Regions from separate parts of the Homo sapiens genome. Here region 1 is linked to region 2. The links are chromatin loops, found by intact Hi-C in ENCODE. Cell type or tissue: spleen. All regions are shown on one strand. Region 1 overlaps SP100 (SP100 nuclear antigen). Region 2 overlaps SP100 (SP100 nuclear antigen).

What was found. Peaks named below come from ENCODE experiments on the same cell type or tissue, not always from the same donor. Only the 100,000 strongest peaks of a DNase experiment are listed, where the experiment ranks them.
Region 1: a loop joins it to region 2, with 2.1 times the contacts of the local background. A loop is called at or near these places in 6 of 110 quality-filtered maps.

What each region holds. Positions count from the first base shown.
Region 1 is chr2:230,472,813-230,477,812 of GRCh38, reverse strand. SP100 (SP100 nuclear antigen) reads right to left here. Exons shown (of 29, transcript NM_001080391.2): 16 at 4,373-4,489; 17 at 3,366-3,419. All of the region lies in intron 3 of LOC101928816 (a long non-coding RNA gene), which reads left to right. Among named protein-coding and RNA genes, the nearest start is that of SP100, 59 kb to the right of the region's middle. In spleen, no CTCF peak of the experiment used is centred here; no DNase peak of the experiment used is centred here; H3K27ac peaks cover 2,111 bases.
Region 2 is chr2:230,423,018-230,428,017 of GRCh38, reverse strand. All of the region lies in intron 2 of SP100 (SP100 nuclear antigen), which reads right to left. Among named protein-coding and RNA genes, the nearest start is that of SP100, 9.3 kb to the right of the region's middle. In spleen, no CTCF peak of the experiment used is centred here; no DNase peak of the experiment used is centred here; H3K4me3 peaks cover 1,840 bases; H3K27ac peaks cover 1,189 bases.

The DNA.
Region 1 (5,000 bases), 50 kb before region 2:
TAGGCATAAGCCATGATGCCTAGCCAGTTCAATGCATTTCTGATCAGAGCTTTCAATGGACTTGGGAAGGAGTTGGGAGAGATCTTCTTGAGCTCATTCTAAAATTCACCCCAATGAAGCATCAGGATGGTTCTACCTCTGAGCTCTTCTTTCTTTTCTGTAGTGCCTTCAATTACAAAAGAAGAACATAGAATATAGACAGGTAAAGGCAGTGTGTAATCAAAGTGGTGATTCAAATCACCATGTCACCATGCCATAGTGTGGAGAATATTTTTAAAATTCCCACCTCACTTACACAGAAAGGCAAACCCCCTGTAGATTACATATGTAAACATTAAAAATGATCAGTTATATCAAACTTCTAGAATCAAATATAAAACAATATTTTTAAAATATTGAGGAAGAAATAGCTGTTGTAAATATGATATGGAACCCAAGAACCAGTCAGAAAAAGGCTGACAAATTTGACTACATAAAAATTTAAAACTTCTCTAGGACAAAAGATTCCCTTAACAAATCTAAAAGAAAAACAACAAATGGACAAAATACTAGCAACGTATATGACCAAGATTTAATATATATAATATTTAAGAGTTCTATATTCATTCAGAATAATAAGAAAAACACCATGACTTAAAACACTGAGAGGGCCGGGCGTGGTAGCTCATGCCTGTAATCCCAGCACTTTGGGAGGCCGAGGCAGGCAGATCACAAGGTCAGGAGATCGAGACCATCCTGGCTAACACAGTGAAACACCGACTCTACTAAAAGTACAAAAAATTAGCCGGGTGTGGTGGCAGGTACCTGTAATCCTAGCTACTCGGGAGGCTGAGGCAGGAGAATGGTGTGAACCTGGGAGGCAGAGCTTGCAGTAAGCCGAGATCACACCACTGTGCTCCAGCCTGAGCAACAGTGCAAGACTCCGTCAAAAATAAACAAAAACACAACAAAACAAAACAAAGAAACACAGAGCATTCTCTGACAAAGAGTTTTATGAAGAAGAAAAAGAAATGACCGATAATAAATGAAAAATTCCTGACGACACTAAAAATGAAAACAATGCACATTAAAGCAGCTCTGAAATAAGACTTTTTATATTTCAATTTAAAACGTTTTTATTGTCCAGGTATATTAGTTTAAAAAGCAAGAAAGGACAAGTGTGTACAGAGTTACTCATTTAAATAAAACTATATTCCAAAACGTGTTAATACATGCATAGTAAAATTCTGGAAAGATAGACACCAATGTTCACAAGAACATCTATTTTCAAATCAGAATGAAAAGCAAGATGAAGACAGAATAAAGCAACATGAGCATTTTGAAAAAAATAAATGGCTACTTTAAAAGGCATTCAGGTTTTATCTTATGAAAGGAGTAGAAAAAAATGCTCCTGGAACTGACAAATTTAGTAAAGTTTCAGAATACAAAATCGATGCATAAAAATCAGTAGCATCTTTATACACTAAAAACGTTCTAGCTGAGAATCAAATGAAGAACACAGTCCCATTTACAATAGCCATAAAGAAAATGAGATCCCTAGGAATTCATCCAGCCAAGGAGGTGAAAGATATCTACAAGAAGAAGTACAAAACACTGCTGAAAGAAATCAGAGATAGCACAAATAAATAGAAAATTATTCCATGCTCATGGATTGGAAGAATCAATACAGTTTGAATGACTATACTGTTTAAATCAATTTATAGATTCAACACCATCCTTATTAAAATAAAAGCGTCATTTTTCACAGAATTAGAAAAATCTATTCTAAAACTCAGTTGGAACCATAAAAGAGCCTGAATAGCCAAAGCAATTGTAAACAAAAAGAACAAAGCTAGAGGCATCGCGTTGCCCAACTTCTAACTATACTATAAGGCTACAGTAATCAAAATGGCATGGTACTGGTACAAAAACAGACACATAGACCAGTGGAACAGAACAGAGAACTCAGAAACAAACCTGCTCACTTACAACCATCTGATCTTCAACAAAATCAACAAAAATAAGCAATGGGAAATGGACTGTCTATTCAATAAATGATGCTGGAATAACTGGCTAGACATACGAAGAAAAACGAAACTGGACCCATACTTCTCATCCTATACAAAAATTAACTCAAGATGGATTAAAGATTTAAATGTAAGACCTAAAACTATAAAAATCCTAGAATAAACCTAGGAAATACCCTTCCTGACATAGGCTTTGGCAAAGAATTTATGGCTAAGTCTCCAAAAGCAATTGCAACTCAAACAAAAACTGACAAGTGGGACCCAGTTAAACTAAATAGCTTCTGTACAACAAAAGAAATTACCAAAAGAGTAAACAGACAGCCTTCAGAATGGGAGAAAATTTTTGCAAACTGTGCATATAACGAAGGTCTGATATCCAGAATCTACAAGGAACTTAAACAAATCAACAAGCAAAAAACAAAATCCAATTAAAAAATGGGCAAAGGACATGAACAGACACTTCTCAAAAGAAGACATACAAGTGGTCAACAAACATGAAAAAAATGCCCAACATTACTAATCATCAGATAAATGCAAATCAGAATCACAGTGAGATACCATCTCACACTACTCAGAGTGGCTATTATTAAAAAGTCAAGAAAATAACAGATGCTGGTGAGGTTGTGGAGGAAAAGGAATGCTCATACACTGTTGGTGGGAGGGTAAAATTAGTTCAACCATTGTGGAAGACAGTGTGGCAATTCCTCAAAGACTTAAAGACAGAAATGCCATTCTACCCAGCAATCCCACTACCTTTAGGTATATACCCAAAGGAAAATAACTTGTTCTATCAAAAAGATACACGCACTCATATGTTCCTTATAGTGCTATTCACAAAAGCAAAGACACGGAACCAATCTAGTTGCCCATCAACAGTGAATTGGATAAAGAAAATGTGGCACACATATACACCATGAAATACTATGCAGCCATAAAAAGAATGAAATCACACCCTTCGCAGCAACATGGATGGAGCGGAGGCCATTATCCTAAGCAACTTAATGCAAGAACAGAAAACCAAATACTGCATGTTCTTACTTACAAGTGGAAGCTAAACATCGAATACACATAAATGTGAAGATGAGAACAAGAGACACTGGGGACCACTAGATGGGGCAGGGGGAGAGGGTGGCATGGGCTGAAGAACCATCTGTTGGGTACTATGCTTACTGCCTGGGTGATGGGATTTTTGGGACACCAAGCCTCAGCATCACACAATTTACCCATGTAACAAACCTGCAAATGCACCCTTTAATCTATAATAAAAGTTGAAAAAAGAAAATGATGATAATAAACCTTAGCATTAAAAAATAGTTCATTTGTAACATAAAAATTAAGTAAATTCTTATTTGTTCTTACTTCTTTTCCCACTGTGTTTTTCCAAAGTAGAATTGTTTTCAACATCCATGGTATCTAGAAAGTGACAGGTAGTGGTCAGAGAACTGTAATTTATAAGTAAAATTTATAAATCTTATGACAATTCACACTGCATGGAAGGCTTGCGTTTATAACAATATTCTGAGTATAATTTATCTGTCTTCCTTCCAAAGGAAACAGACACTGAATTGATGTCTAAGGTCTTCGTCTAGTTCTCTGAGACTTTGAAACAGCTCTTCATTACTTTTATGCACCAATTTCCTCATTTATGAAACAGGGACAGCAACGGTTATCCTGTTCAGCTTTAAAATTTTTATGAATATTAAATATCTTACTTGCAAGAGTTAATAGGAAATCACTATATAAATCAATAACAGTCCAGAGGATATCTTTCAAAACAATGTATTTTTAGCATAAGAGTAGGTATCTGATTTTTCTTTCCTGACAGGTAGCAGGACTATTTGTCTTTTTAGGCCTTTCCAAAGTTGTGACAAAATGACACTATTACCTGTGAGTGGAAGAACATGTTTTCTTTTTTTTTTTTTCAAGAACAAGGATGGAACTCGCTTTATAAATTCAACACTTTACTATTGATATGCTAATATAGTGAGATACTACTATGTTTACCAGTGTATTTTTTTACCACCTAACCAAGAGAGCCCATTCTGTTAAATATGGCTTTATAATGATCTCTTGCCTCCCTGCAGTTCCCAAAAGGGTCGGGTTAAGCAAATGTAGAGAACAGGATTCTGGCGGCACCAAACCTGTTCTTTGTCACAGTCTGCTCACAGTCAAGTGCAGCAGGAAACCGGGACTATGATTTCAGACTTTTGAAATTCTGAAGCTTGGGGCCTGTGGGCCCACTTCCTGTTGGTGATCCAGAGGCTGTTTCATGCTTTGCTTCAACTCTGATCACTTCCCACATCCCTACCCAGTGTCTGTGATATCCACTGAGCCACTTCCATCCCAAGACCCTAGGGTAGCCTTACCCATCATGTCAGATGCTTGACTACTTTCAGTCCTTGCTTCTTGGCTTCTTGGCACACCTTTTGGAAAACACATGACACAGGAGCACTTCTTATTTTCAGGTTCTTGTGGCTGTGATCCTAAATTGTGATTTGTAAACATTTTTATTTGTGCCCACTCCCCTTCAAAGATTCTCCTTCCCCCCAACATTAGTGACTGCCCACTCCCCACAGCTAAATTAAGGGATGGGCTCTACATCTGAAATCTCTTTTTCTTTTGTGGTTCCTCACTGTATTTTTCCCTTCTGTTCATAAATAACCCTGAGAATTTCATCTTGAAATAAAGGGTCAATTAATAGTTTGTTTCAGTGATGAAGAACACTGGAGGAGCAAAGGCTGGTTTTAGGGAAAAAGATGATGTGCTCAGTTTTGGAGGTGTTAAGTTTGAAGGTCTTGAGTAACATCCAAGTGGTGAAGTCTAAGGCCTTCAGAATCTCCAACAGGAGCCTTCTGACACTTGGATGAATGAGTTTAGAAGACAGGGCTGGCTGGAGATACACATGTAGGAATCATGAGGTTGTGGGTGGTGACTGAAATCACAGGAGTGGATGAAATGCCTGGGTGAGGCCTTTTTTAATCTGGGTGAGTCAGA
Region 2 (5,000 bases):
CTCAAGTGATCCACCCACCTCGGCCTCTCAAAGTGCTGGGATTACAGGCGTGAGCCACTGCAGCTGGCCTCAGGTAGTTCTTTAGAGCAGTGTGAGAATGTACTAATATAGTAATTTGTTATTGGAGACAGAATATAAAAAGTATGTAAATTGTAACATCAATTGACTGAAATGTGAGGGAGGGGAGAAGTAAAAGTGTAGAGTTTTGTATGTGTTTGAAGTTGTTGGCTTAAAATAGGATGGTATAGCTATAAAATATTTTATGTAAGCCTCATAGTAACCACTAAGTAGAAACCTGTAGTAGATAAGATTAAGAGAAAGGAATCAAAGTATATCATTTCAAAAGTGATCAAATCACAAAGGAAGGCAACAAGAAAAAAAGAAAGAAAAAAAGTACTACAAAGCTGTCAGAACACAATTAGCAAAGTGGCAATAGTAAGTTCTTACCTATCAATAAATGAATTAAATTCTCTAATCAAAAGAAATAGAGTGACTGAATGGATTAAAAAAAACCCCACAATATCAAACAATCTGCTGCATAGAAGAGTCTCATTTTAGGTTGGGCGCAGTGGCTCACACCTGTAATCCCAGCACTTTGGAAGGCCCAGGCGGATGATCACTTGAGGTCGGGAGCTCGAGACCAGCCTGGCCAACATAGTGAAACCCCGTCTCTACTAAAAATATAAAAATTAGCCGGGTGTGGTGGCAGGTACCTGTAATCCCAGCTACTCGGGAGGCTGAGGCAGGAGAATTGCTTGAACCCGGGAGGCAGAGGTTGCAATAAGCCGAGATAGCACCACTGCACTCCAACCTGGGTGACAGAGTGAGACTCTGCCAAAGGAAAAAAAAAGAGAGAGAGAGACTCCTTTTAGCTCTAAGAACACAGGTAGGCTGAAGGTGAAGGGATGAAAAAAGATATTCCATGCAAAAAGTGACCAAAAGACAGCAGAGGTGACTATATTTATACCAAATGAAATATACATTAAGTAAAAAATGGCCACAAGAGATACAGAAGATCAATATATAAAGATAAAGGGGACAGTTCATCAAGAGGATACAACAACTGTAAATATTTTTGCATACAGCACTGCAACATCTAAATAACTAAAGCAAATACTAACAGAACTGAAAAAAGAAAGAAACAGCAATACAATGTTAGTAGGAGACTGTAATACTCCACTGTCAATAATCATAGATCAATCAGACAGAAAAATATAAGGAAACATTGATCTTGAACCAGACTTTAGATCAAATAGACCTAACAAACATATATAGAACACTTCATTCAACAGCAGCAGAATACACATTCTACTCCAGTGTATATGAAACATTCTCCAGGAAAAAAATCATATGTTAGGCCACAAAAGAAGTCTTAACAAATTCAAGAGTGAAATCATATCAAGTGTCTTTCCTGGCCACAATATTATGAAACTAGAAATCCATAACAGGAGGAAATTTGAAGAATTCATAACTTCTGTACGGAATATATAATGTAAGGACATTAAACAACACATTCCTGAATAACCAATAGATCAAAGAAGAAGCCAAAAAGGTAACATAAATATCCTGAGGCAAACAAAAATGAAAACACAACATAGCAAAACTTAATGAGATGCAGGAAGAGCAATTCTAAGAGGCAAGTTTATAGCTATAAACACCTACATTAGGGAGAAAAATCTTAAACCATTTAGCTTTACAGTTGATGAAGAAAGATAAGGTAAACTCAAAGTTAGCAGCAGAAGGGAGAAAATAATGTAGATTAGAGCAGAAATAAATAGGTAATAGGAAAACAATAGAAAAGATCAACAAAACTCAGAACTTGTTCTTTGAAAAGATAAACAAAATTAGCAACTCTTTCACTAAACTAACCAAGTTAAAAAAGAGACAAGTCTCAAATAAATAAACTTATAAATGACAGAGGAAACATTACAACTGATAACATGATAATGCAAAGAATCGTGAGATTACTATGAACAATTATACATCAACAAATTGTATAGCCTAGAAAAAATAGATAAAGTCCTAGAAATACACAATCTATCAAAACTGAATCCTGAAAAAGCAGATAATCTGAACAGACCAATAATGAGTAAAAAGATTGAATAAGTAAACAACTTTCCATTAAAGAAAAACCAGTTGGCTATGCTAGTGAATTCTACCAAGCATTTAAGAAGAAACTAATACCAATCCTTCTAAAACTCTTCCAAAAAAAAAAATTAAGAGCAAGGAACAGTTCCAAACTAATTTTATGAGCATTACCTTGATACCTAAGCCAGATTAGTATACTACAAGAAAAAAAAAATTACAGGCCATTTCTCCAGATATACATAGATGCAACAATTCTCAACAAAATACTACCAAACCAAACCAAATTCAACAGTACACTAAAATGATCACTTACTATGATCAAGTGGGATTTATCCCTGGGATGCAAGGATGATGCAACATGTAAATCAATAATGGTGTTGTGCAACGTTAACAGAATGAAGGACAAAAATCATATGAACATTTTAATAGACACAGAAAAAGGATTTGAAAACTTCAGCATCCTTTCATGATAAAAAACATTTAACAAATTGGGTATAAATGAAATATACCATAAAGGCCATGTATGACAAGCCCATTGGTAGATTAGATTCAGACCGAGGAATCTAAAAAAGTTGAATCATAGAAACAGAGGGTCAAATAGCAGTTGCCAAAAGCTTGGAAGTCGGAGGAATGGGGAAATGTTGGTTAAAGGGCACAGACTTTCAGTTATAAGATGGATAAGTTCTGGGTATTTAATGTGTAGTATGGAAACTATAGTTAACAATAATGTATTACATATTTGAAATTTGCTGAGAGAGTAGATCTTAAATATTCTCATCACACACACGCAATGGTAACTATGTGACATGATGGATATGTTAACTAACTTCATTGTGGTAATCATTTCACAATATAAACATATATGAAATCATCATGTTTTACACCTTCAATTTATACAATTATACCTCAATAACACCAAAAGAAAGGTAATCACAACTAAATATTTTAACCTTAGGAGACTTTTAAATTCAAGCAATTATATCATGGTCTGTGTTCCTAAAGTACTGGATTGTTTTTACACATTTAGATGATTTCTGTAGGACGACAAATTTGAAGTTTTCAAATAGGGGCTACATTATGCCCCTATTACCATAAAACTTCCCTGGGGAAACCTCCCACTCCCATCACGGACCTGACACCACAGCAGTTCCAAATTAACCATATTTAGTTAAGAAAATGCTGGCACCCCAACTGGGAATTGCCCACTCATTACCCAGAAAATCCCTTCCCTGCTCCACCCCCACTTTTTTTTTTTTTTTTTGAGATGGAGTCTCACTCTGTTGCCCAGGCTGGAGTGCAGTGGTGCGATATCGGCTCACTACAACCTTCATCTCCTGTTTTCAAGCAATTCTCCCTGCCTCAGCCTCCTGAGTAGCTGGGATTACAGGTGCCTGCCACCACGCCCAGCTAATTTTTGTATTTTTCAGTAGAGATGTGGTTTCACCATGTTGGCCAGGCTGGTCTTGAACTCCTGACCTCAGGTGATCCGCCTGCCTCAGCTTCCCAAAGTACTGGGATTACAGGCCTGAGCCACCGCACCCAGCCAATCTCTCCTCTTATTATGTAATATTCCATGACTTCATTATGCTTATCCATATAGCATGTGAGCTCTGGCCAGGTTGGGCATGGCTCATTCTTTTGAGCATACTTGCAATCCTCTCTTGAGTGTGTATTTGCTTTTGCTCTGCAATCAATCTTCTGTACTTTCACTTTGGTCTGGCCTTCAAATTCTTTTCTGGGGCAAGGACAAGAACCTGTATCAGCCTGCTGGCAGCACCATTATTAATACCGTCATTTTACAGGGAAGAAACAAGGCTTGCCCCACCTCTACATGTATGCAGTGGCAGAGCTGGACTTCACATCACCCTTCCCCAATCATCCTAGTGTTGATCCTCCCTGCTCCTACCCTCTCTACTATCTGGCATTAGTTACTACACTCTTAATCATTGCACTATATTGCCTTTCAAATGTGGTGAAGCCTCAAAACTGATTATGCACTAGGCCACAAAAGAAACAACAATTGACTCTCACAAATGGAAATCTTAAGGAACACATTTTCTAACCACAATGTAATAGGATCAGAGTAAACAACCAAAGGACAGAGGACGACTTCCCCCACTCGTTCCACTGAGAAATTTTAAAAGCTACTCCCAAACACTTCTTAGGTTAACCAGGAAATCAAAATCAAAATAACAAATGGCTAAGAAATAAAATCCAATGAAAACACTATACGTTATAAAGGCCAAACATTTCCAAAGTGGCACAGAGATGAACATTCATGGCCTAAAATGCATTTATTAGAAAATAAGAAACACTGCAAGTAAATTAAGTTTTAAACCAACGTATTAGAAACAGAACACAAGGTAATCCCCTCAACAAAGGAGAAGTAAAGAATTAGGAAAGAAATATATAGAAAAATATAATAAAGAAAATCAAGATTTAATTAAATCTCAAACAGAAAATAAGAGTAGTGGATCAATAAAACCAAAAGGTGGTTCATTGAAAAGACCAACAAAATGGAAAGATTGATCAAGAAAACAAAGGAAAAAACAATAATAAACAATGGTAGGAATAGGAAAAAGGACACATCTTCAGAGAAGGAAAGGATTAAAACTTTATATAAGAAATTTCTATACAACTTTCTCCCAATAAGAAGAGAATCTAGGGAAATAGTTACTTTTTAGGACAATAAACAATCAAAACTGGCTCAAAGGTCAGCATAAGAACTAAAAATAACAGGAGAAATGCATAATATACTTCCAGAGCTTCACTAATCTGCTTTCTCCTAACAACTACACACACAGACATCAGTTTCAAATAATTTAATGGACAATTTTCTGCAATCTTTCAAGGAACAGATGATGTCTGTATTAAACAAATCATTCTAATACATATATGTGCATATATATAAA